Linked DNA regions of Mus musculus: all the other regions are linked to region 6. A link is a loop called in an ENCODE intact Hi-C map of the cell type or tissue named here. Cell type or tissue: heart. All regions are shown on one strand.

Region 1 (5,000 bases), 170 kb after region 6:
TAATAGTCATGTAATAGAACATTTTATAACATTTCTTAGATATGGAATGCTATATATGAAATACATATTTATGCAAATGAGTAATGGAACTTAGGAGAGTATTGGCTTGTGAGTATTGATCAGAACAGAATAGTAAAGTAACTATAATTCCCTGGAAATGTACTGATTATAAAGTTTACACCCTTTTGACATCTGTAAACTATTCCTTCTGGTATAAAATTTAAAATCAGACTCATTATTGTAAAGAAGATGGCACCCATATTAGTCATGCCAACATTATAGCAGCAACCACATCTTGCTTGGCATGGCCACCATGGCTGTTGTCCATAGTTCTTTCCCATCCTCCTGCCGTAAGCTGCCTGATACCACAAGTGTTAGCCACTAGGGAGGACATTGCTTGCTTGGTTTCTTTGTCCTGCAAGCAGACCCTTCCATGTTAGGGACTTGGTATCTACTTGTGCCATGTCACCAACATCAGTGGCAATAGCCTAGATGATGGAAAGGGTTTGTTTGTTTGTTTCCCCCAATAAAATAGCTATTTAAAAGTTGTTGAGGGGAGTCATCACTGATGTAGCTTTTTGTGAGTCAGCCATGCTTCAGTGCCACAGCCAACCATAAGTTGCTCATGGGACTTCTGAAATCTTTCTTTGATGTATGAATGCTCTATCTGGGTGAATAGACTCTTCTTACTTCTCTTTATGAGAGGTGATGTTATGACTACTTATTTTCAAATTAGACAGTATTATCAATGATAAAAACATAGATCTTGGGTCTGGATTCAAGTTCCACCTATGTACACTTTAAGAGATGTGAGATATGGATAAGTTTCTATTTATGTCCGTGTTGATCTGCAAAATGGGGAAGATAGCTACCTATGTCATGTAATTGCTGTGGGAATTAATTCTAATTTTACAAATGGTGGGTATCTATTAAATGTATGTGTGTATTCTGTCTAATACAGTGAAGTTTCTATGCAAATTTAGAATAGCATTTTGTAGTTGTGAGGAGAAAAGACCTCAAGAAACTGTGGGAATGCTTGTATTGGATATAGTGTGGACAGTGGTCATCACTACTATAGATTTACCTAAAGAAGCAGATTATTTACAGACAGGAGTAGTAATTACATAGTACAGTGGAGCCAGAGAACTTGGGTTCTAACCCTAGGTCATCTATGAATCACCTGTGCAGTTTGGAAGCACACGAGTTGTCTGTCCATTTTGGGTATCACTTTACTCTAATTAGGACTAAGACTAGATAACAGCTGAGAGCTCCTGCAGCTAACCATTCTATTTTTGTGTGACATAAAATAGATCATGTCAGTTGGATAGACCTGAAGCCTAATCCATCAACCCTGCATGGAGTAAGAGGGAAGGGAAGGTCTGATGGCATGATGGCAAATGGAAGTAGAATAGCACCAGCATCCCATCGTCTGGACTGTCAGTCAATCTGTCTCAGACGGGAAAGTGTTGTCCATTGTAGGGTGGCTAACTAATGCATCGCCTCGGATCCTTCTGCTGTTCTTCAGTACTATGTATTACAGTCCTTGAACCAAAATGAACTGATACTGTAATCAAAGATGGTTTGTCCTTTGAAAAATCCTTAAGTGATAATACTTGAAGGCATTCAAGCCAGCAGACATTAAAGAGAGCATTTTTCCAGCAGAGGTAAAACCTGTTAATAAGTAAAGTAGGAATCAGTCAAACCTTAGGGTGGCTGCAAATTACGTCTGATGGCAAAGCTGATGTCCAATTACAGAGTTAGAAATCTTGATCATAAAATTTTTATAATAGTTAAAATGATCGTTACTTTTTAGATTGCCACATAGTTCAGACAAGAGTTGAGCAGACTACATCCATGGACTGAATGTGGTTTTTGTATTTAATATGCTAAAAATAATTTTTACATGTTTAAAATGGTTGGAAGGAAAAGGCTGATTTGATTGCATATGTATGCAAATTACTGGAATTAATATTTTGTGTCCAAAACTAATATTTTATTAGAAAAGGCTAAGTTCATTTTTTTTCATGTTTTGTCTTGAGGTGCTTTTGCCTTAAAATGGCAGTTGTATTTTGTTTTGTTTTGTTTTTCTTTTTTTTTTTAAAGATTTATTTACTTATTATTATATGTAAGTACACTGTAGCTGTCTTCAGACGCCCCAGAAGAGGGCATCAGATCCCATTACAGGTGGTTGTGAGTCACCATGTGGTTGTTGGGAATTAAACTCAGGACCTCTGGAAGAGCAGCAGTCTGTGCTCTTAACCACTGAGCCATCTCTCCAGCCCCCAAAATGGCAGTTGTATGGTTTGCACGAAGACTGTTTACTCGCTGGCACTTTATAAAGTATGCCATTTACCAGGTGCATGTAGTTATTTGAATTTAAAATAGTTTATGATTAAAAACAAAAGGCAAAATTAATTAAAGGAGCATTGGTGGAGTTCAAAGGAAGCTGGACGCTTGGATCTCCGAGTCTTTCTATGGTGTCTGTTCCTTAGAGACCTAGGATCAGGGTTTTTATTGGGGACTGATCACATGGGCACACTTAGCGTATCTGGTACTGAAATTCTAGACTCCCGGATGAAAAGTGGGTTTTCAGTATAGACTCTGTTTGTACAAAAAGGTGAGATATTTCATATTGGAAAATTTATTGTCATTCTAGGGATCCGTCTACTGGTCAGTTAGCAAAGCTAGTTCTTGCCAAGCTAGTGACCCAAGGATCAACTCCCATCATTGCAGAAAATAGGCATCTTTTAGATATTTTCATATGGTTTCAAGGAATATTTAAAATACATGATATTCTAATCACATGGTCAAATGTATTTTATATTTTGGTTTAGATAGTATAATGTGGAGCCTAAAATCTTAGGATCAGATATTAGGCATATTTTGTTTTGGTAGGTTGTGAGACTTAATGCTGATTTAAGTATATGGATTTAAGTGAGTAAGGTTCTTAATATCTGTACTTTATTTTGTAACTGGTAGTACTGTGAGCTCCCTGATACGGATGTGATGATAAAAGGCACGTGAGATAATTCACTCGAGGCATGTAGACTGTGGGATTTGATTACCTCTTGGTACCGAGTGCTCCTCCTGTGCTGTGCTTCTCCAGCATTCCTGCTTTTCCTGTGACTTCAGATGAGACTCCTCATCATTTTACTTTAACTTGATTATTTTAATGAATTGCTATTGGAACCTAAGTACAGATGGTTTCTCGAGTTACATTAATATTTTGGAATGTTTTCTGAAAATACTCCTTTATTTTTGCTTTGTATGCACAGTGCCGCTATAGAAATCTTGGTTGTTGAATCTTCATCTTGATGGTTTTCCTGTTACTGAGACTGATTTATCTCCTAGTATACGCAGAACAGTGTTTTCCTCTCGTTGATACTGACGAGTTCTTTTTCTGCCTATAGCTGTGCCGTTGGCTGCCACAAGTATGCTGATTACTCAAGGATTAATTAGTAAAGGTAAGTGTTCACATTCACACTTTGGATATCTGCCTTTATCTTATTTTCCTGATTCTTAGATAAGAAAATAGGATCTTACTCAATACAGGATCACTGATCAATTTATACAGTGTTAGAATAACTATCTAGACCCACTCAGGGGATTCTATTGATTTGATATTTTGATGTCATTGAGCATGTGTTTTAATTGTTACAGTGCCTGCCTATGTGCAGGAAGCCCTGAGTTTGAACCCTGGTACTGTGTAAAAGAACTGAGTGTGCTTGCACACGTCTGTAATCCCAGCGCTTGGGGAGTAGAAGCAGGAGGATCAGAAGTTCAAGGCCATCCTGGGTTACTTGAGACCCTGCCTCAAAAACAAAAACCCCAACCAACCAAATAGAGAATTTGGTATCAGTAACAATCTATAAGAGCAGAAAAGTACCTTAACATTTGTTGCTAGGTCTGGAGGGATGGTTCAGTGGTTAAGAGCATTTGATATTCTTCCAGAGGACCCGAGTTTAGTTCCTGTTCCCACTTCAGCTTCTCACACAGGCATACATTAAAAACCAACCAACCAACCCTTGTGGCTGGCTAGTTTGCAAGGAGAACAACAACAAACCTGGGCTAACTGAACACTGGCATCTTAGAGATTGTTAGAAATATAGTTTATGGGTCCATACTAAGCATACTGAGTCAATATTGCAGTCTGTTTTACACATTTAAGGTTTTTCATATGCACTGGCTTAAAGACCTATAGTTCCCTATTCTGGCTTTGTCTTCTCATTTTGGGGCATGGGTAAGGATGAGTTGGCATTCAAAAAATACTTAGAAGGCCTGGAGAGATGGCTTAGCAGTGAAGAGTGCTCATGTTATTGCAGAGGATTCAAGTTTGATTCCAAGTACCCATGTGGTAGTTATCTTATTTCGAGTTAAGAAGAAAACGTTTAATTGGGGCTGGCTTACAGTTTCAGAGCTTTAGTCCTTTATTGTCATGGCAAGAAGCATGACAGCATGCAGGCAGACGAGGTGCAGGAGAAGGAGCTGAGAGTTCTACATCTGGATCTTTAGCAGGAGGAGGCTGTGTGCCACATTATTAGGCCTAGATTGAGCACATAAGACCTCTAAGCCTGAAGTGACACACTTCCTCCAACAAGGTCACGCTCCTAATAGTGCCACGACCTATAGGCTAAGCATTCAAACTCAGGAAGCTAGGGAGCCATTCTTATTCAAACCAACACAGTGGTTGACAGTTATTTGTAACTACAGTTCTAGAACCCAATAGGCCAAGAACCCAATCTTTAAAATAATTTAGAAATTTAGGAGTCTGGCTAATAATACGGTTTTACTTATCTGTGTATACATGTGAGTGTGGTCTTGTTTGTCATTATCAAACATCTCCACAGGTTATCTCCCTGCCCCAGAATTCAAGGAGGTAGACTAGGCAGGCCAGCAAGGCCCAGTTCTGGGGTTATTATGTACACTTTACCAACTGAGCTATGTCCCTAGCCGATGGTAATCTTTTTAATATTCCCCAAAGGAACTAACTTGTTAGCTTA
Region 2 (5,000 bases), 180 kb after region 6:
TTCTTACGTGAAAACGTGCCAAGAGAAGTTCAAGAAGCTTGAAAACTCCCCCCTTGGAGAAGCACTGCGGTCGGGAGAATTGCGGCGCTCTTCTCCACCAGGGTGAGTCCCCTCACACGTCACACCCTCACCCTCACACCGACTCTGCTTTTTAAGAAACAACTCTTTGTCAGAACACAAGGCTTGAAACTCTGCCTATCACCATTTCCTCTAGTATGGAAGTGTTAAAAAGTGGAGCAAGATTTGGCTGCTTTTAGGACCTGTAAAAGAATAAAGAAATAATTGTTTTTGGCAAGCACTTGGTTTACTGCATTCTGGATTTCTTTCAAGTTACCAGATTTTCTCAGTCTAGCTCAACTGATAGCCACTTTTTTCTTTATTGCTTATGAGGAAAATAAGCTTAGCAGAAAATGCTTGTCTATTTGATTTTCGTGAAGCTCACAGTACCTTTATGTTCTAATTGTCTCATACCAAGAACCATAGTTAATTCTTAAGTATATATTTCAAACGTGAGCTGGTGCTGATAAAACTATTTGGAGTTTTTGTTTATTTTGTTATTTACAAAACTATAGATCAGATAAAAAAGGAAAAGCAAAACATGAAGGTTCAAGGTTGTTTACAGTTTTAAATAGAGGAAAATTTGGAGTTAGCATCATGTCCAGTGGAGAGGGATGGATGGATGGGTGGTCATGTGTGCTATGGGCACTGTGAGCTACTGTGAAGTCTGAAGTATCTGGGTGACGTGTATTTGATAAACTGAAGAGATATAATATAAAATTAAGTATTTATAGAATTGTTTCTAAAGAAGACTTTACACCAGTAAAATAGTGTAAGCACTTAGTAATCCTAGTTGCCACGTGTCGTATTTTCTCCTTACCCAAACTTGCTACAATATGATTTTGTTATTTAAAGTTAACGTTAATTCTTCAAAACAAAACAACTACAAGAAAACTCTTGCAAAAAGATAATGTAGTGGGATGGCATATGCAACCCACGCCACTGGGAAAGTTAAAGCAGGAGGTTAGTCAGACCAGCCCGTGCCCATCTCTGTCCTGCTGCCAAAGCTAAACACTTGGAAATGTTAAAAATTTCAGGTTCCAAAGGTAGATGTAGTGCCACATGCCATTAATTCCAGCACTTTAGAGGCCAATCTATGTGGGTTCATGGCCAGCCTGGAACCATAAAGGGAGTTCCAGGACAGCCAGGGCTACACAGTAAGACCCTGTCCCAAAAAATAAATAAGCAAACAAACAATTTTTTTCAGAATTCTAAATTTAATAAAGCAAACAAAAATCATATTTTATTAATATTAAACAAACAAAATTTTTTCAGATTTCTAAATTTAGTAAAGCAAATGTATAGCCCATTTCTGACTTTCTTCAGAAAAAAAGAAATGGTTTGGATTTTATATTGTGAAACTATAATCTGTAGATAGGTAAGATCATTAAGCTGACTGATGAATTATTTCATAATGGAAACAACAAATTTTATGTGTAGTAATACCTATGTCTGTGTCAGCAAGGCATAGATTATATGGACGGTAGCTGTGGACATAACCTCCTCCTCCTCGTTATGGGCAGCATGGACATGTTTATGAAACCTGATCTGAAGGAGGCTTTTCTTTGTGAGAGACACCTACCCCCAAAGCTAAATATTTAGAAAATGGAATGTATGTTTTTCTATTTCCCTTTATGGAATGACTATTTACTTCTGAGGCAGTTATACTATAGCCCAATCTGGTCTCCAGCCCAGGATTTTCCTAAGTGAGCCTCTCGGGGGCTGATGACCATAATCATCATCATGTTTACTTAGTAACCATGTTTAAGGTGCCTAAGTGGGTCAGGACATAGCGTGACTGCTTTTATATTAGAAATAAACTTTATTCAACTGCTTATAAATAACTTAAAGTTATGAGTATTTTAGAAATTCATAGCTTTTATACCTTAATAAGGGCAATGATCCTTTGTTCTTACGTATTATGATATTCTTTTTCAGGCACTATACTCAAAAGCCTAAATTTGACTCAAATGTGAGTGGTCAGTCCTCTTTCGGGACATCTCCAGCAGCAGACAACATAGAAAAGGAGGCGCTTCCTCGTTATGAGCCAATTCCATTTAGTGCTTCTATGAACGAGTCCACTCCCACTGGTATTACTGACCATATTGCCCAAGGTAGAAACTTCTCTTGAAATGAATTTCAGCATTTTATGGTCCAACGTATGTATACACTTTATTTGATGCTCTTTTCTGCTGGATCTCACCTCTGCTACTGTCTGCTGTCAGCCTAACTTCATCCATCAGCCTGACTCAGCATGTCTGCTCTTTTTGTTGGTCTCTTCATTCATCCAACATACTTGGCTAGGTGTGAAAGAACAAAGATGGGCAAGGCCTGCTTTGTCAGTTTGGGCTTCTTGTTAGTTTGTCTTAGGCTACAGAAGTAGATGGGACAGTTAGAGATTGCCCAGGGCTGAATGTTCACAATCAGCAAAGAAGTGATGGCTCTGCCTGTGGTGAGCAGAGGCTTCAGGAAGGTGTAGGTTATAGATTTGACTTTCAGTTTCCAGTCTAAAATTGTAAAGAAAGTGATAGCTGTTGTCATGCAAGAAAATCCACTTAAAATCCGTTGCAAAGTTTGTGTAAATACAAAGTCCAGGGTGCAAACGTGAGGTAAAAACCTTAGATTAAGGCTGACATCTAAATTATTTAAAATTTGCTCTGATCTTGTAATGAGTCATCAGAAAACTAATGTATATTTGCATTTTGAATGGAGGTGGTAATGCTTCTCAGAGAACTGTTGGGATTTGATGAAGTAATTGGACACAATGCTAGTAGGCAGTCAGCAAATATTAGATCTCTTCCTTTCATTCTACTCTACAGTGAAAAGAAGGAAGTTCTTTATCTAAAAACCTAAAACACCAAGAGTTGTGGAAACCAGAAGTTAGGACTGGGACGCATGATGCGGTCTTTGTTTATTTAAAGTAGTTTTTTCCCATGTTTTGTTATAATGCTTGATATGTTTACTTATTTTCATTCGCATCCTGACCTTCAGTGTGGGGATATTATATATGATAATATTTTTCTAAAGTTTATGACATCTTAGCTCAGATGTCTTGGATTATTGTAGAACTTTGTAGGCTACATCTTGACAATAATTTCGAGGGCTAATTTAGCAACAGTTATGGTTTTGGCTTTGTTTTGTCTTTTGGAATCTAGATTGAATTTACATCCAGATGAAGGAGTGGGGAGAGGGTGCAGTGGAAAATGAGAAACCGATGATAGGTTAGGGAGTGCTTAAGATGGCGCCAAAGGGCCTGGGTATCTCTGAGCATAGAGGATCCACAGTATGGCTCTCTAAATTAATTAGAACTAAGGGAGATACAAAGTTATCTTTTGTTGTCTTGGTAGCATTTCAGTTGCTCATTATTAGCCTGTGTGTGACACTTGGTTTGGATGTGGCAGTGCAGAATACTGTCACTGAAGATGGGGTGGGGTTGGGGAGCTGTTGCAGAAAAGATGAGCGGCTTGAGCTCAGGGGAATGTTGTTGAATACCTTAATCCTAAGGTGGCCCCCGTGTTCTTCTGGTTGGGATCAAAGATACCAAGTATATTCCAGGAACAGGAGGAGTTGAGACACCAGCTTTCTATGAAGGCAGCTCTTGTCCTTTGTCTGTGTTTCATTTTCCAGTCCAGTTCAGACCTGTTCACCTTGTATTTTAGGCTGGCCCAGGTCCTTGGTTGCAGTGATGTGCATCCTTCCTGCCATTTTCATCAGCATAATCTTGTGTTCTAAGTTTTTCCATGTAAAAGCAGATAAAAGTCTCTTTGGTCTTTACCCACAAGTGAGAAAGATCCATACTTAATATGACTAATGACCTCCGAGGCAGCCATTCATCTGTCCAGCTATGGGGTTGTGAGTGTGTTGTCATCCTCCCTCCAGATCAAACTTAGCACTCACCAGTGTCGCCCCTGTGGATCCATCCCTGTCCCCCGTCCCTGCCATGTCACCCTCCCCCCCCAACCCCCAGGACCCCTATCCCCCGTGCTCTGCCCAGATGCTGCTGTCCCTTCCAAGACACCTTCTACTTTTGCTGGAGACTTGTTTGCCCCCTTGTTAGCTCTTTTTCAAGGATCCAAAGACTTAGTGATCTTTTCAATTAGAAGGCATTCTGCCATACCTGTTGGTTAGTTCTAGCCATTGCTGTTACAGGCTTTCTTATTCCTTCCAGGTCTTAGTAACTTGCACAGAGCTGTAAAGTATGTTCTCAGTATCCTGCCATAGTGTTTTCAGTCAGCTTTCCACATGGAGAAAATGTGAAATCTCTGCCAATCTTGTGTGGGGGTTTATATCACAAAACATCAGAAAAATATGTTTTTCTTTTTTTGCATAAGAAAAAGACCTGGAAGGAATTCTAGAGGTCATGTGTTCACATTATTTCACAATTGGAGAAAACAGGGCTCAGAGAAGCTTAGTGATTTGCCCAAGGACTTGTGCCAATGGCTAGTCAAGTGAGGGTTGCAGACCCAGTGGTCCTGACTACATCAGGACTTTAAAGATACCTCTTGGGAGGGGAAATGAGTTCATTGATTGCTTACCACTAATGCAGTTCAAATGTTTAAAATGAATATAAGATCATTTTCTAAATTAAGATTATTTTTCTTTTTATCCAGAAAATATTAGTTTCTAATCATGGTATATTAGAGCAAATTACCAGTTGAAATCCTGTTTTATATTGATATAGTATAATTTACCAAAATAAAAGATTAAAGTTGAAAGTGCTACTTAATTCTCGTTGCTTGAAAGATTCTGATTATTCTCTGGAGCTTTAAATTAATACCCTTTATAAGAATTGATTCAAAATTTAGTGTGTATATTGCTAAAATAACATGACTAGTTGGTGGACCGACTTGCTGGAAAGTACTTTCTGTGTGGTGTATGAACTTGAGTAGGACAGGCACTGAATGTCTTCATCAGTTACGCTTTTGAACTGTTTGTATGGCCCT
Region 3 (5,000 bases), 140 kb after region 6:
GTAAAAACTCTTCGCATGTAGGACCAAGGAGATGACTTATCAGGTAACACGCCTACCACGGAGGCCGATAGCCTGAGCTCAGTCCCTGAGGCCCACAGGCAGGAGGGGAGCACCAACTCCTAAGAGTTGTCCTCTGACCTCCACATGCGTGCTGTTGCATGCCTGCAGGTGTGCATACCCATGTGCACGCACATGCATGCACATAAACAAACAATAGAATGGTTCAATTTAATAAAAACAAAACCTTCACATTTTACCCTTTTTCTGCAAGTATCAGTCTGAACCATGCATAAGACCCCATATATTAATTATGTTGATGGTAAACGTATTAGTTACATAGTAAGGAAGGACTCCTGTGATAAATTAACAAGACAGAAGCTCAAGTTCAAGTAACAAAACCTCAAGGAATTAATCTATTGTTTTCCAGATGTCTATCACACTAAAAACTATTTATCTGCTACACATACTGGAGTTCTAGCATAGCAAATATTTTATTAACCAAGTGAAAAGGTCAAAATCCCCTATTGGTAAACTATCCCTTGACACAGGATATAGGAAAAAATTCGTAACAACTGAACAGTGTTCGAAATTATCCTCCATAGAGACACATTGCCTTTAGGGAATCATTATCTTTCAGTCTGTGGGTGAAGCAATTAAACGTTTATCTGTAAGTTTTGATGACGGTTTTGTTTTGTCTGAAAAACCCTTCTCTTTGGGTCCCCCAGTACAGCAGGTCAGCTCACATTTTCCACAGACAAACTTTACAACCATATGGAGATACCTAGTGGCTGTCTCGAAGTCCCACTCAATACAATTTGGTATTTTGGATCTATTTTTAGAAGTTCTGCTATGTGAACATTTTTAGCCTGTACAATGTCAGCCTGGTAATTTTCATGCAAGTAAGAAAACAATTTGTTCTAGCCTCCAGAATGGTACCGACATCAGAAGTGTCCTTCACATTAAAGAACTTGTGATTAAAGAGCTTCCAGTAAGAGCGGTGAAATCGTCACCATAGCCAGTAAGTACCGCCTAAGTGGAAAGCAGCGACTCTTTGTGCCCAGCATAATGGAGACAGAAGGCATTTCTGAGTTATTCCAAGGGGCTTCAAGCTAATCTGCCCTCCCTGCTTCTTCCTACCCCCGAGATTGTAGAGGCATGGTTGTTGTATTGTTGTCGTCTGATGCCAATTACAAGTCTGACCCCAGCTTATTTTTCTAGCACAGTCTCCCACTATTTTCTGGTATTTTAATCAAATTGTTTCAACTGCTATTTCCCAGGGTTCCACAATGCCCTTGCCTGCCTCAGGAAGTGTCAGCAGAGTGGGGTCCAAGAAGGTTAATGGAAAATACAAGAAAGCAGGAGAGTAATATTTAACAATGGTGGCACTGGGGAGATGAAGAGGTCTGGCTGCAACCCTGGGAATGGCCCTATGAAGCCTGACAATGCAGTCAAAGAAGGTAAGGGTAGGTCACAGAGCTCTTCTGCTCACACTATCACGTGACAACTATAACATCAGCACGTTAGTGCATCGGACTATGCTGAGGTGTCTTCAAGGGTTGTGAGGAGGAGAGGGGTCGAAAAATCATCTACGACTCATTGTATGTAAAGCCACGACAGAAAAATCCAGAAACCACAGAGACGGAACCGCCCACCACCCTAAGTGTCTGAGAAAAGTTAAATATGCTGATGATGCTGATATAAGAAGACAAGAATGTCCATGGAAAAGGAAATGATTGGCAGGCAGAGGGTTTTTGTTTTTTTGGTTAAAAGAATTCTTCTGGTCACCTTCATCTAAACCCGTAGGATCCTCAGGATGTCTTGATTGAAGATGTTTATCCATCACCCCGGTAGCAGGAAGACTGTATTCTCCAGGTGTCTACTCACTTCAAAATACCATCTTGGGCTGTTATCCACAGTTCTTTTTCTGCAGATGGAAGACACAGAGTGTGGTTAGCTTACGCAAGAAGGGCCTCTTCAAGGGAGAACGCTGAAATGTCTCAGTGGAAAGTGATACTTGGGAGCCTCTGAAGGGTTTAGGACAGGACAATGGCAGGTGCTGTTCAGGTGGTCTCTCCAGTTGCCATGGTCTCAGTCTCTGCTAACCTGGGTAATCCTATTTCATTGATCTCTCCTCTTCTTTGCTGACCCATCCTCAACTAGATGGCAGTTCATGGATGGGTATCATCAATTTATTCAGGCAAACAGATGAGGTTGAACTGTTGTATCTAAACTTCAAGCTCCAGGCTTGCAGTGTAGCTCAGTGGTTGGACACTTGCTATGATCCATGAGGCCTAAAACTCAATCCCCAGAACTGAAAAACAAATTTAACTCTCTAATTAGTTAAAAACCAAACCAATCACAAATTCCTATGGAAAGAGAATCTGATTGCTCCTACCTAAATTAGGACTCTAGCTCTCACTCATGAAAGATGGGGCAAGGCCCCAATATAAAAACAGGGACACTAAATCCACATTATATACAAGAGAGAGGAACAGAGAAAAGACAGTTATTCTTAGAATCTAACTTGTGTGGCCTCGAAGATGTCCCCAAAGCCATCTGCCACAAGCAGGAACTACTATTATTCCCACTTTCCAGGAAGTCGGTGGCAGACTCAGGATCTGAAGTTCAGGTCTGTCTGTGTCATAATCGCCATGCTGTGGTCTCTAATCGCTACTTAGCAAGCACTCTTATTATTTGATATAGCTTCTTATAATGCCTAGCTACAGGGAAGGACTAATTATACAGACTTCACATATGCTGATTCCTGTGATGATCTGAGCTCTCATTATAAACTGGCATTCTGGTCTATACACCATTATTACACATTCCAGTTTATCGGGACAGTCCTGAGAAGTGGATCTTCTGTTATTAGCATGATAACAAATACATTTCAGACTTGTAAAGTTAAAGCCAAGATGGGGGTGGGGGCAGTGGTGGTAAATTCCACCTCTGACTTAGCGCTCGCTTCTGGGCAGCTTCCTAAGCAGAATTCCTTTCTAAATCTGACAGCGCTCTCTGGCTTCCTCCGTCCTTTTCTACGGAGACTGGCTTGTTTCTTTAGGTCTTAAGATTCTGAACACGACATCAAGAATTTGACTTTCCATTTATACTCTCAACCCACATTTATTCTTCAATATCAGTTGCTGCCATCAAACGTGCTGGTCCCTGCGAATGCAGCCGTAACTCCACCCGAAAGTTGTTCAGAGTCTGAACTGGATGGGAAACACAGGCACATAGGTTTTGGAGGAGAGAGAGAATAAAAAGAGAAGAGGAGAGAGTGGGGAAAGGATGCATGGGCTATTGTTTATTTGTTTTTTTGTTTTTTTCACAAAAGAGATAAAGAGGGTGTATAAAAGAAGTAGAGTCCTGGGTTGACTAAGATGGAGCTCATTAATATGTTAATCACAGGCCAATGCCTCCCTCATCCAACCAACTGGAAAAAAGGCAGCACATGGTGGCATAGATAACGCAAGTCAAAGGTAACTGGAGTCAGCATCAACCAAAGAACTGTACAGACAACTCGAAGGTTTCTGCCTTTGCACAGACTCATCCCCTCTCAGCCAGTCCACAAACGAACAGAGAAGTGCTGATCATAACAAACTCAATTTGGTTACACCGATAGATCCATTGGCTCTCTCAGCATGCTTAGTTAGACAGGACACTATGTTTCTGTTTATCCTAAAAGCACACTCAGATCCTTCTCAGGCCCCATTTCTCCCCACCTCCAACCCCCTCACTGTGACCATCATACGTTTGGCATCTTCACAGGACAGGGACTTCAAGTTTCTAAGTCAGACTAAAGGGGCAGAAGAGGTTATGGCATGAGGTCAGAGAGGTGGAGCAGCTCCTTGGAGCCTTGGAGACGCAGGCAAAGACTTGTTTTGTATTCTTAACCCAGTAGGAAACCACTGAAGAGATTTCCTATGGTGAATGAGATGCTACAACTTAGCCACTTAAAAAGCTCACTCTGGGTTCTGAGTGAAGCATGGACGACATGAACCAGGCAGGCCTGTGAGAACAGTAACACAAATGCCTGGAGTAGACATTGGTATCCTGGAGTTGATTTGTCACAAGGGAGGAGGCGACATTTTAATGGCTTCTTGATACATTGTGATTACAAACCTGACAGGACACGAAGATGGATTGAATCTGAGGAAAAGAGCAGTTGCAGGATGACTCCCAGGTCCAAATCACCGAGAATACATAGGAAGGAACGATTTGGAGGTGCAAAGCAGACATATCTAGACATGAGTCCAGAGCTCAGAGGAATGGTTCATGCCAGAGATATAACCTGGGATGTTCCCATTTATATGTGGTATTGAAAGTTGTGGGAAATAGATGAGAGCATCACGGAGACAAATGTAACTGGCTCAGATAAAGGAAAGGCTCCAGGCTAGTTAGAGCTCAGTTGTAACTGCATCAACAAAGCCCTGGGTTCAATCCTAAGTGTCATATAAAATAGGTACAGTAACACATGCCAGTAATTCCAGCTCTTGGGAGGTAGAGGCAGGAGGATCAGAGTTCAAGGTCATTTTCTTTATTATATATAGATATAGATATAGATAATATATATATTTATTATATGTAAGTATACTATAGCTGTCTTTGGATACCCCAGAAGATGGCAGCAGATCTCATTATGGATGGTTGTGAGCCACCATGTGGGATTTGAACCCAGGACCTTTAGAAGAGCAGTCAGTGCTCTTAATTGCTGAGCCATCTCTCTAGCCCCCAAGGTCATACTTAAAGCTATGTCAGGGCCAGCTAGGGTACCTGAGATCCTGTCAAAAAAAGGAGAAGGAGGAGGAGGAGGAAGAAGAAGAAGAAGGAGAAGGAGAAGGAGAAGGAGAAGGAGAAGGAGGAGAAGGAGAAGGAGAAGGAGAAGGAGAAGGAGAAGAAAGAAGAAGAAAGAAGAAGAAGAAGAAGAAGAAGAAGAAGAAGAAGAAGAAGAAGAAGAAGAAGAAGAAGAAGAAGAAGAAGAAAGTAGAAGAAGAAAAGGA
Region 4 (5,000 bases), 130 kb after region 6:
TAGGAATTGTTACTGTTAAAACTAGCTCATTAGGTCTGAGGATACAGCTCAGTAGGAGAGCAGTTTGCATCATATGTATCAGTTAGAGAACAATGTATCTTCCACAGCCTTTGTAAGATAGCATCTTTTCCTGCCAGACTTCAAACAGTTCCTCTACTGAATATACAGCTACACACTGGATCTGCAAAGAAATAAGGCAGAGCGGACCATCCCAGCTCTCCCAACAATCTCTAAGCAGTCATAACTCATAGTTATCTAGAAATATGTATGCAGTACACAGAAAACAGAAAAACGCATGCCATTCAGCACATAATGCATAGGCATTTCAAAGGTAAGCACTCCTGAACACTTTCTCCTTGTGTGATCTTCTTTAAAGTTTAGAAAGTCTCTTGTCTAAATATGCCACTAAATAAGGAAGTAAAAACGGGAAATTTTAAATTTGTTCTAAACACCTCCTTCCTATAATAAGCAAGGAAGACTATGCCCACCAGGTACTTGCCTGATATTGTTAACACAGGAGAATTAAAATAATAAGGTGGAACAAAAATGGATATTATCAAGGGAATTCTCTCTCAAGTATCAATGTCTCAAGTTGGACTTGTTTCCCAAATATAGTTTCTGTGTTATTATTGTTGAGATTGGGAACGTTCAGCATTCACTCAAGAGTTCTTAGACAGTAGCTTAAAGATAAACAAATTTTAAAATCTGCATTGCCTTAAAGGAAGGAAAAAACCCACCCGGGCCAGGTGTCTCAACAAAATTCATTCTTGCAAAGTACAAAATACTGTAACAGAGCACAAGGCAACCAGGATCAGCGGCTACATTTGAAAATAAGAAACAAAAATAAGACCAAAGAATCATAGGCCGGATGCTACTTCCTTGATAAGGCTGCAGCTTGCCGCCTCCAAGCGCTCTACAAACCATTGCTCAAGAAACTGTCAAAATGAAGGCTTATGAAAACATTCTTTTCTAAATAAGGACTCCAACAAGGGATGTGTTGTTTCTAGCTATGATTTCTGCTGCAAGTATTGACAAGTTCAACACCGGCAGAATGTTCACAGTGCAAAGACCTCTTATTTGATTCACCAATAGCAAGAGTGCCTGCCTGCAAGTAGTTACAATGCCTGCATTCAGTAGGGGAGATCAACTTTATGGAAGGCACCTGCTAGGCGGAACAGCAGTTTATAAAACCAACTTTTATTTCCATCAAAAGTTGTTCATTGTTCCCCCCCCCCCCCAATCCTACAGACCCTTCTACCCTCCTCGAAGAGCTTCTGTCGTGGAGTCCCGGTAATACTTTCCCTAGTTCAAAGGTTAAAGCACATTTAGTTCTGTCTGAAGCTCTAGCCCCTCAGCCATTCCCCCACCCGTTTATTTATTCTTTTATTAACACAGCAACCTGGGACTTATATCCTCGAAAGTCTACAAGCAAAGCGATTGTAGGTAATGAGGAACAAAGCTGGACTAGTAGTAAAGCATTCAGGCCCCAGATCGCCTTAGATATCGGCCTCTGCAGACGCAAGAAACGAGGCTCGGCCGGGCCGGGAGAACCTGCCGCCCGGAAGCAACAACTCCCATTAGAAGGCAAAGAAAAGTTGCACGGCTGAGCTCCGGACCGCGAGGAGCCAGCGCCGGTGTCTGCGAAGCCGGTGGCCCGGGCTGCACAGGCCCGGCGGCGGGCGGTGACTTTGGCGTCCGCCGGGCCGACCCCGGCTCCGGAAAGGCGCGGGTCCGGGGGTGCGCCGTCGCTTCAGGCGGAGTGGGCTCTGCGCCCAGGTCCGCACCCCTCCCAGCACCGCAAGCAGTGGGCGGAGAGACGCGGCGGAGGATCGCGGACAATGCCCGGCCGGGCCGGCAACCTCGGCGCGCAGCGCGAGCCCGCCGCCTCTCCTCCCGAGGCCGCCTGCCGGCACCTTCAGCCGGGTCGGATGATCAACCCAGCAGTAGCGCCTGCCGCCACCGCCCCGCCGCCCGCTTCCTCGCCGGGCGGTTCCCGGGTCGCGGTGAACCCGCGGCGTGCGAACCAAGCCGGCGCGCCGAGCGGCGCAGGGAGCGCGCTCAGGGCAGCCGGGCGCGCGGGAAGAGCGGAGCGAGCGTGGAGACGACGGCGCGCGACCAGGGCAGCCGGGAGCGCGGGGAGAGCCGGGCACGGGCCGGGAAGGAGGCGCGCAGCAGAGCGGGGCGCGCGGTGCTCCCCCACGGGTCTGCCGCAGCTCCGACGGGCTTTCGGTTGACCCCGGCTCAGTACCGCGCCCGCGTCCGTTAGGAGCCTCCCCAGTCGGCGCCGCAGCCGCCCATCCCGGTCCGCCTCCCTCGCGGCTCGCAGCAAGAAGGGCAGCCGGGCCAGGGCCGGGGACCCGGGATCCCACGGCCGACGGTCGGCGGGCATCCCGGATCCTACGGCCGACGGTCGGCGGGCATCCCGGATCCTGCCCCCGCGCTGGAAGAGAAAGTGAAATGAAGCGCCTTTCCCCAAACAGCACCTACCAGGTCCCCAGTCCCGTGCAGCTGCCTCGTTCCTCCAGCGCCGCCGGTCCCCGCCCTCGGGCCCCAGGCTCCGTTCTCTTTGACAATGGCGCGTCCCCTTTAAGGAATAATCCGATCGGGACCGATTCGTGGTTAAACCTCCCTCCGACTCTGATTTTAACCGGATTTCTGTCTCTCCCAGAGCCCGACGGGCGCCCGGCAGTGCTGCGAGCTCTGCCCACCCCTTCTCTGCCCCGCCCACCCACTCGCCTTCCTGATTGGCGAAGGATACTACACCAGGAACAGCGGTCCTCGCCCTCCACTGGCCGGCCTCCCCGCCGCTCAGAGTTTCCCCACCTTCGCCCCGCCCCCTCCCCCGGGTTGGACCTACCTCTAATCACTCTCGGTCCTCGCCTCCAACGTTGCTTTGGAGAACTGGCAGTCACGGCTCACCCTCCCGCCTCCGGAAAGCTAACTTTATTTTTATTGGTAGAAAGACATCTTCCTGTGCACCTGATTGGGTAAGAAAAGGCAAGTCTGCACGCCCCTTACCTTTTATCACTCTCCCTGGACGGCTGAAAGACAGTCGTAAAGTCTTCCCTATTTTGGCACCCTCAAAGCCTCTGTACCTTTAAATGTTGGTAGAGGTCGAGCACAAACAACCTATACTGAGGAAGGCGGGAAAGAGAGGTGGAAAGGATGCAAAAATCTTCAGATAAAAAGCACACCACAGCAGCTGCGGGATCCTGAGAGCCCAATCCTATTTCGTGAATGGAGTGAGAACACCTGAAATCCTAATACTGGCTCCTGAGAATTAATCAAGTTCACACTCCCTGTCTACTCTGCTCACATCCTTGACTTCCTGGCTTTACGCACCCGGAAGAATTAACGAAGGTGTCTTCAAACCCAGGGGTTTCCTTGTTTATCTTGCAATAGGACGTTCAGAAAAGCGTTAAGTTCTTCCCATTAGAAGTTCCGTTTAGGTCACGTCCTGTGTGTCATACTGGCATTTGCGCGGGACTATGCTATTTTTTATTATTTTTAAAAATTGTTTGGAAAGATTAAACATATATTCCTCTTTGCTGATATTCTCAAAGTTCCTCTTGTTACAAATGTGGACACCAGAGGGCTAGTCTTTGAAGGACAGTGGCACCTTTCCGGGGAAAGCACATCTACCCAAAGGAAGAGGGAGAAGTCTCGCCAGGAGAAACCTGAGTGGCAGAACCCTGCTCATTAAAGGAGAGGAATCCTGCGACAACCTCGGGATCTGCATTAACTTAGCACCAGGTTCCTACCCCAGATATAGGAAACGAAGGTTATTTCCAAAAAACCTGAGTGTGGTTATGGCTTTCGGACCCGCCAAGAAATAGTAAGGAACAGGTTAAGTGTTCTCTCTATTTTCTATGGTCTTTGATACTTTTGACGATCCTTTGACGACGTCAGAGGATCCCTACAGGTGCAGCAGTCACCTCCAGTAGTGCCAAGAAAGTGGCTGTGCCCAATGCCGCCCTAGACCAGACCAGCTTAGAGAGAGGGAAATAAGCATAGACAGTTGAGAGATAAGGCTTTTTTCCTGAACTCAGAGAGCCATTATTATCGAGGAGCAGTAAGAGAGGCGGGACTTGATTGGTGTTTGCAGGTCCTTCCTTTTAAATTGTTTGTACATTTTTGCAGCAGTGGGAATGAATTTAGGGACTCATGCATTCAAGGTAAGTCCTCTACCAGTGAGCTAAAGTCTCAGCCCCTCACGATTGTCACACGCTGAGACAAGAGATGGGAACCTAGCTGTTTTATAAGGCCTTCACAAATACAAGCACCCAATTACGGCCTTTAACTAAGCCCCCTTTCCAACCTACTCCTCCAGATACAGTCATCCCTCTTTCCCATATCTGCAAGGGAATTTCTTCAAAGACCCCCCACCCCAGGGATACCCTAATCTTCCGTTATTCAGGTCTCCTATAAAATCACATGCCATTGACATGTAGCATGCAGAGTCCTCTACATATTGAAAATAAACGCTGGAGTGTCTCTAATAGCTAACACAATGTCAGTGCTATGGGACTCACTATTGTACTGGATCACTGAGAGAATGATGACCAATAACATCTATGCATGTCCAATGCAGACGTGATCAGGGTGGGACTTGCTACATAGTGCACGCCAACAATAATTTAAATCCCTCGTCCTCCCAATATTTTCCATCCATGCTGACTAAATCTGAATGAAGACAAGGAACCTGAACTTGTATGACTTCACACTTGTACTCACTTATACCTGTACATGTGCGCAGTCAACTGTATGTCTGTGTAACCATCCTTAGACGTGTAGGCACATATGTGTTCTTTTTCAGGATGCTCATTTATTGCTTATACACTTGCCTTTTGGGTGTGTGTTGGGTTTTTCCTTGGCTCTGTTTTGTTTCTCAGTGCCAGGGGTGGAATTCAGAGCCTTGTGCACGTTAAATACACACCCTGCTGCTTAGTTATAATCCTAGCTCTTCGATAAGCTTTGAGGCGTCTTCTGGCTTCTAGTCA
Region 5 (5,000 bases), 63 kb after region 6:
CCTTTTTACTTTACCCATTTGTTGATGTAGACATCTGTCATCGTGATTTCCACAACACTTATTCTCGCCTGGGTCACCCACTGTCCTCTCAGAGGAAGTTGAACACAGTCTTCGCACCCTAAGTAATTTGGGGGGGTCTCCTTCAATCTTCTCTCTGATATCCAAAACCAGGTCTCCCGAGAGGACAGGAGGCACGACTCTCTTTAAAAAATCCATCTTAGGGTGCTTCTTCTACATTACTAGAGCCAGAAGCACAAAGAACAGGTCCAGGGACCAACTTCCTTGATGACTCGTTGAGGGCTATACTATCTGAGGCAAAGAGCAAAGAGACGTCATGTGAGCCTAGGCGGTACTAAAGCCCAGCCGGCCGGCCACCAGCTGTTTGAAGGCTGATTTTTTAGGACATTACTGTTTGTGCTGATAACAGGCCGAACACTGTCGGTCTGAAACTGCAGGCCACATCTGTGCGCCCTTCCACAGTGGGTGTTAACTGCAATAGACCCATGCCATAAAATGCTTAGCCTTCGATAAGGTTTAACATTTAGACTCTGACAGCCTTCACTGTGATAATGTAAAAAAATAAATTCGCTTTGTTCTGGGGTGTATCTTCCTCATATAAATTTAAGATCTTGAGTGCAAGAGAGTAACTTGGACTCAAAAAATAATTTTTATCAATTTGAAAATTTGCTACCAGATCTCACAACTTACACTGACTGTAAAGCTGAGCCAGTGAAAACCTTAGACTTTTAAACATGTGCATATACACACACACACACACACACACACACACACACACACATCCCCTTTAGAATCAAGCGTTCTTTTTTTTTTAAGATTTATTTATTTATTATTATATCTAAGTACACTGTAGCTGTCTTCAGATGCACCAGAAGAGGGTGTCAGATCTCATTACGGATGGTTGTGAGCCACCATGTGGTTGCTGGGAATTGAACTCAAGACCTCTGGAAGAGCAGTCAGTGCTCTTAACCTCTGAGCCATCTCTCCAGCTCAAGCGTTCTTCACAATAGTAGAAAACCTAGAATAAGTCATCAAAAGGTGCTGGAGAGATGGCTTAGTGGTTAACAGCCCTGAGTTCAATTCCCAGCAACCACATGGTAGCTCACAACCATCTGTAATGGGATCCGATGCCCTCTTCTGGTGTGTCTGAAGAGAGAACAGTGTACTCACATACATAACAAATAAATCTTAAAAAAAAAAAGTCATTGGCAACAGATCCACCTAAAACATAACGTTAAAACCCTGAGAAATGAATCATAAACTGTAATAAATGTAGTCACCAACACCCTGTTTTTGAAATAACTACAATCCATTCCATATGGTAAAAGAGCACAAGGGGTTAATCCCATGACCTCGATGTTATGGGGACAGACAGAAGACAGAAAGGCTCTAAAACCTGAGCTAGCGCCCACTCAGGCCTCTCCCTGCCTTGTGGGAGGAAAAGACAGGAGAGCGAGGGACAGGAACAAAGGGAACACAGAGAAGGCAGAAGCAGCCCAGGTAACTCTGCTTGTATGGAACTTCAGAAGCCTTCAGCAGAACTTCAAAACTCAGATTCGCTCAGCAATGCACACACACGCACAATTGCTCTCTTCCAGTAACGGACATGAAAATAGATGCGAAATGTAACATTTCTAAAGACGGGGCAAAGCCGTCCGTCCCTACAGACAACAGGGGAAATGACTGTGAAGGAGTAGCTAGCTCACATCTGCTTGGAGTCAGGTTCCTGCCCTTGCTCCTAGACTGTAAGACTTAAGGGGTCATTGGCCAGGACCTTGTAAACCAAGAGCGGTGGGATACGCCTTTAATCCAGCACTCTAGAGAAGCAGGCAAAAGGATGGGGAATTCAGAATCATCCCAGCTACAGAGTGAATTCAAGGCCAGCCTGGGATACTCGAGACCAAGTAAGGGTGGGTGGAGGGACTCTGTCTAGGTGAGGAACAGGAAAGGAAGACTTCCATTTCTTTCCCTAAAGTAGTACTTCTATTAGAAAAACCACACTCTCTCTCCGAGCTTCCTCTGAGCCTACAAGGAATAAAACTGATAATCTCTGTGACCCGATCCCCACAAACAAGGGAAGCAATGTCATAACTCTAAGCCGTGAGGTTTCTCACTGCCTGTGGGTGCTCTTATTCTGTGTTTGCTCAGTGACTGTGACCTCAGGGGTTTTACACGGTGTGTCTGCTGTTTGCCTTGGGCCTCTTCTCGGGCTCTTATCTAAGGGAGCCCTGTAACACAGTGGCGTGGAAGGACGCAGATGCCAGGCAGGAAGTTGCGCTGAACCACCTGCCGGGTTACTATTAACCCCAACCTCACTTTCACATCTCAGAAAGGAAGGGTCTGGGGCACAGAAAGGCGAGCACTGGGTGTCACAGAAGAGACCTCAAGATTCCCTTCACCCCTCATGTGTTTGCTGTGAGATCCGCTGCCTCATTCCAGCTAGTCTTCTGTTTAAGGTGGAAAATCCGTTCTCATCGCTACAGTTTTCCCTGCAGGGTAGGGCACAAAGCTTTCCTGAGCCCAATCTGCTTCCTAGGCTGACCCCTGATAAACCAAGTGGAAGCCACAACTGTCAGCTACGTGAAGACCAGCCCTGGCTGAGACACAGAGTAGGGTTGACAGCATTACATTTCCGGTGGTAAACACTATCCATTACAGTCTCCGTCTGAGAGGAAAAGGTCACGAAACCCCATTTACTTGTTACACTTGAACTAGTTATCATAACCTTGAGTGGAATGTGCTGTTGGCTCTTATCTTATCCCTCCGTGGGGCTTGGAGGGATGATGGTTCAGCACTGGCTGCTCTTGCAGAAGACCTGGGGTTGATTCCCAAGCAACCACTTGGCAGCTCACAGCCACCTGTAACTGCAGTTCTAGGGGACCTGGTGCCCTCTTCTGGTCTCCATGAGCACCAGGCACAAACACAGTGCAGACGTGCATGCAGGCAAAACACCCATGCGCATAATAAAAATACAGTAAAATATTAATAATTTTTAAAAAAACTGTGTAAGTATCCTAATGGCCCCACATATCTAAAGTTTGAGAGGTAGAGGCTACTGGGTGGGATGGAATCATTGGGGCATCATCTTTGAAGAAACGGGTGGGATCCTGGCTCCCTACTCCCACGTTCTGATTCCCCAGACAAAGGTTCAAAGCAACAAGACAGCAATCCACAGACCAGAACTTCCAAAACCATGAGCTCAAACCAACCTCTTCACAATTAAGTTCATCATGTCAGGAGCGCGGTTGGCGGGGCGGAAGTGACTAAGACAGAAACTGTAATCGAAGCTGAGAGCTAAACTCACAGCGGCGTTAAAAGCTCTTTCTCGACCTCACTCTTAACCAGTAGGGTTTACTGTGATCTTACCGTAGTGCCACTCCCGGCTAAGTTCTTGGTGGTGACATGGAGCAGCTAAGCACGCGTGACACTTGAGCAGTTTGAAGAATTAAGCATTTAGAGGGTAATTGCCCAGATTCAAATAAATGGCTTCGTCTCTGAAGGAAAACAAAACACAACATTTGCCTGTCAGAGATGATTATAATTAAAAACATTTTTATGTTAACTTGTATCCATCTACACTTCTGGTAGCAATCATTCACCTGGTTCTACCATCTCTTCTGATCATGACACGTTACTTATTTTTTCTTAAACTCTGGAAATTTTCCAACTGCTGTAAAATTATTGAGAATATCATCATAAAAGCACCTGCTCCCATTATTCACAAATACAACAATTAGCTCCCCGTATATCATCATATCTCAGTCATAGCTGCATATCCTGTCCATCCCCAGGATTATGCTGAAATAAAAAGGCAGACATCCAAGCATTTCATGTGTAGACAATTCAGTATACTTTGCTCTAAAACAAAGGCCTTTCTAGCCCATTAGAATACCTATAGTATACTAGTAACTTCTAATATCAACTACCAATCACTGCTCAAATTTCCAAGCATCTTTTTAACCATATGCTCTAACCACTGAATAGAATCCAGAGAGTGGCAACTGTGTTCCTCCGGTCTGTTCTAGCTTATATGTTTTTGCCCTCCTCTTCTCCAAGCAATGCTTTAATAAACCGATGGCTGACCTCACACACACACACACACACACACACACACACACACACACACCACCATCTTATTCAGTTACATGTTTAACATACTGTCACTGCACTCCTTAGAATACAGCACTGTCTAACAGCTTGTGTATCTACTAGGCATCATATCTAACAGATCTATAGGTGTTTAGGGTGTAGCATTCTATGTACTAAGAAGCATGGTGGACAAAGCCACAGCAAAGACCAAGTCTTCAAAGCCCCAAATCTCATAAATAAATATATGTTTTAAACATCACACTTTTCCATAATCAGAATGACTGAGACTTGCTGCAATGTTTTACTTTCCACTAAGCATTCCCAAATCTATAAATACATGAATATTTACATACATACATACATACATACATACATACATACATACATACACACACACACACAAAGATACCCAGACTGGGCATGGTGGTGCACACCTTTAGTCCCACCACTTGGGAAACAGAGGCAGGCAGATCTCTGTGAGTTTGAGGCCAACCTGGTCTACACAGTAAATTCCAGGACAGCCGGGACTATTTAGAAAGACTCTGTTTCCAACAAAAGAAAGAAAAAAAGAAAAGAAGAAAGAACATTCTGGCACATTCTTGATATTTTCCTTGTCTTTGGGTCATGACATCTTTTCTCCCTCAAAGTACATAGAACCCATATTACAACCTCTGTCTTACTGGTAAGGTTGTACACAGCATACTGCTTCATGAGACTTAAACTGGGCTTCGCCTTCTTTCTCAGGACAACTCACAGAAGTGAGGCCCATCAAAGCAAAATGCAGGAAGAACTGACACAGCTCCAGGCCCAGCGAGAAGGCTGAGTCACAAAGGCATGCCGGAGAACCTGGTAGCCTGAGGTGGATCCCTAGGGTTCATGTAAAGGTGGAAAGA
Region 6 (5,000 bases):
AGGAGAGAAAGAAAGACCGCATTGAATTTTACGACAGGAGACTGCACCTCTAGGATTTTAGTTCCAGAGCTGAACATGGTCACAGGAGTCTCTCTCTCTACTCATTTCAAGAGTGGAAACAAGGTGGAAGAGTGGCCGGAATCTGGAGCGGGGTCTACTGGCTCAAACAGAAAACAGCTCTACCTGTGTGGGTAACAGTGTCACCTTTGGTTGGGATCAAGTTCTCACATCTGATGGCTGCTGGGGTGTCAGTAACCATTTTGGTTCTGCTTGAACATTCCAGAAGGGTGGGCGCGGTGGGTACCACACAACACCCACTGTTTAGTCCAGTGGCCAGCTCATGAAATTTTATCTTCTGTTCAGGTCTTACCACAAAACCACTTTGAGATATGAGTACTCACGAGGCTCGCTCCTGACAAAGGTGACCATGTTCGTTTCCTCACGGTGACATACGGGGTGGAGCACAGCAGAGAGAGTGCAAACCCACCCTGCCTTTCCCAGCATGACAAGCCACGTGCCACGGGCCTTACTCAGGGCTACCCACTGGCATCTCATGTGCTGCTGTGCATCTCAAGGTGCCCACAGCAGGGTTTCTCACCTGGCTCCTTGCCTTGGGGAACACCTAAAACTCAGTGTAAGACCCAAAGTATCCTAGATGCTAGCGTGGCAGTGAGACGCAACTCTGCCTGACATCCACAAACCGAGGTGACAACACCACAGCCTACTCCATTTTTTACCATACCCGTTCTTTTTTCTGTGTGTGTTCTCGGAGCTTGGATGTGAAGACTGGGGTATAGCTACCTTGTCTTTAATTATCATTATTATTATTGTGTAGTGTGTGTGCTTGGTGTATGTGTGTGTGTTGGGGCTGTATCTGCTCATGTGGGATAGCTTCCTTGGTCCCTTCTCTAACACCCTTGTTGAGACGGGTCCCCCAATCAACTTGGATGCGTCAATTCTACTAGATGGACAGGTTGCTGAGCTCCACGGCTTCTCCCATCTCATCCCACTGCGTGGCACTGGGTTACAGGCGCTTGTCCCCATGCTTAGGTTTGTGATGGGTCCTGGGAATCTGAACTCGGGTCCTCATGGCTACACAGCAAGCACTTGGCCCACTGAGCCATCTTACCCAGCCTCTCTATCTGCTTTTCTTTAATATATTTTTAAAATCTTGAGTCAGTTGTGTTCCATTGGTGAATTAATGCCATATGATTTCATTTTTAAATTAAGTCAAATTTTGTACTAACTTGTTACGAGGAAAACTAATTTGAAGAGAGACTGGCCAATTTTCACTTAATTTCATATGGTAAAAAATAGTAACTTCTTATTAAAAGGAGAACTTGCAAATTTAAAGACAAAAGAACTACCGCATAGCTGTCACCAAGGCACTACAGCTGAGGGCTTTTCTTCATCCGTAACATGAAGACAGCAGAGAGGGCTGCCTGGGAATCTCCCGTTAACCAAGCACTACTGAGTTCAGTTTTCGGGATGCAACAAAGGAAGACTATGCCTACCCTTTTACACAGAGGACAAAAGGCTAGTGGAAAGCAGGGCAGCCCGAGTTCTTCAGCAAACAAGACAGACAGCTGGGACATAAGTGTGTGCCTTGGCTACCACCCAACAGTGACAATGATCAGCTGGCTCAGAGATTACAGAATCCTCCATGCATGGGGAAGTAGTAGCGAGCACATAAGCACTACCCAGGGAAACAGGGACTAAGTCACATGAGTAGTTAACCCTCTTTGACAGTGAGCTCAATGTATGGATGCTCTAGGGCCCCATGTACATCCACCAGCCACAGCAGGACAGAATTACAGCCTAATGAGGACCTACTATGTATGCATGACAGAAGCAAAGGTCCTAGAAAATTCAAGACATTGTTAAGTCTATTACTCTGGAGATCTATGAAGCTCTATGTCATTTTGACATAAGAAAATTGGGTTAGTCTGTCACTGTATTTTTGAAACCTCAATTGACTTTTTAAAAAAAAATCTCATTTTCTAATTTAAGAAACAAAAACGACTTTGCCCTTTTTGTAGAGAAGAGTCCCCACAAAGAGTTTTGGAAGAAGCTTATATGTGTCCTAAGTGACTCGCTGCAGTTTGATTGGGTACATCTGAACTCTGGAATGAGGTGACAGTAAAGGCTGAGGGAAGGGAGTGGCCAGCCGGGAGGAACAATGTGGCAGCAGAACCCAGATCCTTCTCAGAGGTGGTGCCTCGGCTCACACCCGAGTGCCCCGAGCTAAAAGGCTTATATGGCTTGGTACGGATGTTGTCCTGTGTTCAGAGGGCTGTGTGAATGATAGAGGCTAAGGCAGGAGGCTTGCAATTCTGAGAAAAGGGAGGAGATGGGAGATGGCAGGATACTGTCAGGGGACAATACTCCACCCCAACACACACACACACACACACACACACACACACACACACACACACACACAGAGGTGGCTATGGGTTGAAGCTCTGAAGCCAGTCCAAGTACAGGTGACTTGTGGGCTGGAAAGCCAAACAACAACAACAGACAGACAGACAGACAGACAGACAGACAGAGACCAACTAGAGAGTTGCACGAGATGCAGAGGAGAAGAACACAGAGATCAGTGTCCGGTGGGGAGGCTCCGAGTCCTCAGACTGGAAGAAGGACACCCAGTATTACTTCAGTGAGAGAGGAGTGCATGGCCATTGCTCAGGGTCCTGCCAAGGGTGCACCAGGGAGGGTTGGATCCGTGCCCACACATCACAGGACCACAGAAGGCAGCACACAAGTGTCAGTATACAAGAGACACTGCAATCAGCCACAGGGGACCGTCAAGGTCACCAGTGGCCAGGGCGTTTTCTCCCCACAGCTCTCCTGCTCTGGGAACTTTAGTTTTGGCATCTTGGCATTCTGGTCACACTCAAAAAAAAAAAATCAGAGAAACCTGATCTGCCCTGTTAGCACAAGTCACAGGGGAAATCGGATCCCCAGATCTACAAAAAAAAAAAAAAAAAAACAAAAAAAAAAAAAAAAAAAACAAACAAACAAACAAAAAAAACCCAAAAACAAAAAAACAAAAAACAAAAACAAAAACAAAAAAAAACAGAAAAAAAACAAAAAACAAAAAACAAAAACCCACCACCACCAACAAAATGTATATACTAAGGTGCCTTTGACCTTTAGGTAACTCATTTATCTCTTTTACATATTTGTTATGCTTTTCATTTGAAAATAACTGTCAGTTCACATACACTGTAAAAATAAACACTATTGTCCAAGAATATATTATATTAACTAAAATCAAACTAGACTGCAAATTACTTCTAGATACGGCATTTGCTATTCTTTCACATCCCGTTCTAAGTAACAAAAATGAAACTCCTATCTGAATGCATCATAAGGAAAACCTATGGGTTTTCTTTTATAATTTTCTAGTCTTCTTCTCTAACCACAGGCCATAGCTAGAAATACACTGATGATCCTTTGATAATGCAAATGTCTAAAAGCCTACAAACTTAAAAAACCTCCTTCAAATTCATACAAGTATGTGTATGCGTGCACACCTTCATTAATTTTCAACAAATGACATTTCCGGTGCTATTTACGTCTTTACTTCCACATCATGGAAACAGAGAGAGAGAGAGAGAGAGAGAGAGAGAGAGAGAGAGAGAGAGAGAGAGAGAGAGAGAGAGAGAGAGAGAGAGAGAGAAAAGAAAGGATTAAGTAGCCAAATGGCAGGCAAACAGCACAGAGTCCCCAGGTAACAGAGTTCCACTCAGCTCGTTCCTCCTAACACGACTCTGCATCTCGGATGGCAGGTGAAGGCAAAAAGATTTACTTTCACATAACCAGGGACAGACAAGTTCAGAGCAGGCAAGTCCCAGGAAGTGGAAAGACGCGTGATTAAATTAAATGACCTGGTCACCTTGTGGGCCAGAATCTCAGGTAACGTCCTCAGGGCCATACCTGAACCAGGAAGGCTTGGGAGACAGTGTCCCAGGATGCAGGCTTGGAGATACAGGGGCACTTACCTGCTTTAGAACTTCTACCAAAACTAAACAGAAAATGAAGTCTACGGCTAAATCCCGCCGCTCCAGGAGGTAATCTCTCTCGCGGTGCTGCTCATCTCTGAAAGGAGAACCCAAAACGAGAACTGTGTTGAGACTCCCGAGTTCCAAAATGACTGCTGTAGAGTGGTTGGTTTGTGTGGTTTACTGTGTTCCTCCTTAGCACAAGCAAGCGTGAGTGTGAGAGTGAGCGGAGATGAGGGAGGGAGGACTAGAAGTGGGGGTATTTAGCACCAACTGCAACAGGGACTTTGCTTCAGTATCCCACTGCATGCATGGCATGTTCTGTTGATTTTAGACATTGGCTATTTATACATACAACATACACTTCACTGTTCTGTCTACTAGAAATAAGCCCTTTGCAGAAAAATTGGCAAGAGAAAGAAAAGTACTTCCAGTTTCCTCTAGAAAGCCTAGCATGGCTTTATAATCCATTGGTAGCTTAAAAAAAAAACAACACCAAAAAAAAAAAAAAAAAAAAAAAAAAAAAACTAGACAAAACTAAACAAAAGGACTAACTTTTCTAGATTAAAAACACAACATGGGATAACTTTTTTAATGGGATTATTAAAGTTTAAGCATGAACACCTTCACTCTTACTTACACACATGGGCATAAACTCTATCTACCTTGTCTCTAAATAAAGTAGATAGTGACACAGTCTCGGCTTGATAACACCATCACCCCATCGACCACAAGTGCCCCACGTCCAGGAAAGACAGTTAGATAAGCCACTTACCCCTTAGACTTTGTGCTCGACCTAGGCCTGTACCCGTAGGATTCATCGTCGGTTCCGTTCTGGCGTCGGTACCAGTCAAACAGGGTTCGGAGTAAGGAGGGGAGACAGTGCTCGGCTACGGAGCTCATAGAGCTTACCAACTGAAAGGCAAGATGGCCGGGTGTGATACGCGTAACAGCGGCAGACAGCAACCTCCCGCTCCACGAGCCACCCCA

What was found. A loop is a pair of places that touch in the nucleus more often than their neighbours do. Peaks named below come from ENCODE experiments on the same cell type or tissue, not always from the same donor. Only the 100,000 strongest peaks of a DNase experiment are listed, where the experiment ranks them.
Region 1: a loop joins it to region 6, with 4 times the contacts of the local background. A loop is called at or near these places in 15 of 42 quality-filtered maps.
Region 2: a loop joins it to region 6, with 2.1 times the contacts of the local background. A loop is called at or near these places in 15 of 42 quality-filtered maps.
Region 3: it touches region 6 in a loop (5-fold over the local background); 7 of 42 quality-filtered maps call a loop at or near these places.
Region 4: it touches region 6 in a loop (4-fold over the local background); 15 of 42 quality-filtered maps call a loop at or near these places.
Region 5: it touches region 6 in a loop (1.9-fold over the local background); 9 of 42 quality-filtered maps call a loop at or near these places.

The regions. Positions count from the first base shown.
Region 1 is chr5:73,297,254-73,302,253 of GRCm38, forward strand. It overlaps Ociad1 (OCIA domain containing 1), which reads left to right. Exons shown (of 9, transcript NM_023429.4): 4 at 3,411-3,464. Among named protein-coding and RNA genes, the nearest start is that of Ociad1, 7.0 kb to the left of the region's middle. In heart, a CTCF peak has its summit at 2,145 (motif pointing right); no DNase peak of the experiment used is centred here.
Region 2 is chr5:73,304,583-73,309,582 of GRCm38, forward strand. Ociad1 (OCIA domain containing 1) reads left to right here. Exons shown (of 9, transcript NM_023429.4): 6 at 1-102; 7 at 1,996-2,171. Among named protein-coding and RNA genes, the nearest start is that of Ociad1, 14 kb to the left of the region's middle. In heart, no CTCF peak of the experiment used is centred here; no DNase peak of the experiment used is centred here.
Region 3 is chr5:73,269,871-73,274,870 of GRCm38, forward strand. 1700025M24Rik (RIKEN cDNA 1700025M24 gene) reads right to left here. Exons shown (of 3, transcript NR_040689.1): 2 at 1,786-1,924. Among named protein-coding and RNA genes, the nearest start is that of 1700025M24Rik, 12 kb to the right of the region's middle. In heart, a CTCF peak has its summit at 3,010; no DNase peak of the experiment used is centred here; H3K27ac peaks cover 553 bases.
Region 4 is chr5:73,253,913-73,258,912 of GRCm38, forward strand. Fryl (FRY like transcription coactivator) reads right to left here and starts at 2,706. Exons shown (of 63, transcript NM_028194.2): 1 at 2,488-2,706. In heart, CTCF peaks have their summits at 1,924 and 3,578; DNase peaks (open chromatin) are centred at 2,099 and 2,839; H3K4me3 peaks cover 3,541 bases; H3K27ac peaks cover 3,013 bases.
Region 5 is chr5:73,191,602-73,196,601 of GRCm38, forward strand. Fryl (FRY like transcription coactivator) reads right to left here. Exons shown (of 63, transcript NM_028194.2): 3 at 3,385-3,512. Among named protein-coding and RNA genes, the nearest start is that of 1700071G01Rik, 37 kb to the left of the region's middle. In heart, a CTCF peak has its summit at 2,911 (motif pointing left); DNase peaks (open chromatin) are centred at 370 and 2,270; H3K4me3 peaks cover 763 bases; H3K27ac peaks cover 2,817 bases.
Region 6 is chr5:73,128,461-73,133,460 of GRCm38, forward strand. It overlaps Fryl (FRY like transcription coactivator), which reads right to left. Exons shown (of 63, transcript NM_028194.2): 6 at 4,786-4,925; 7 at 4,011-4,107. Among named protein-coding and RNA genes, the nearest start is that of 1700071G01Rik, 26 kb to the right of the region's middle. In heart, no CTCF peak of the experiment used is centred here; a DNase peak (open chromatin) is centred at 2,751.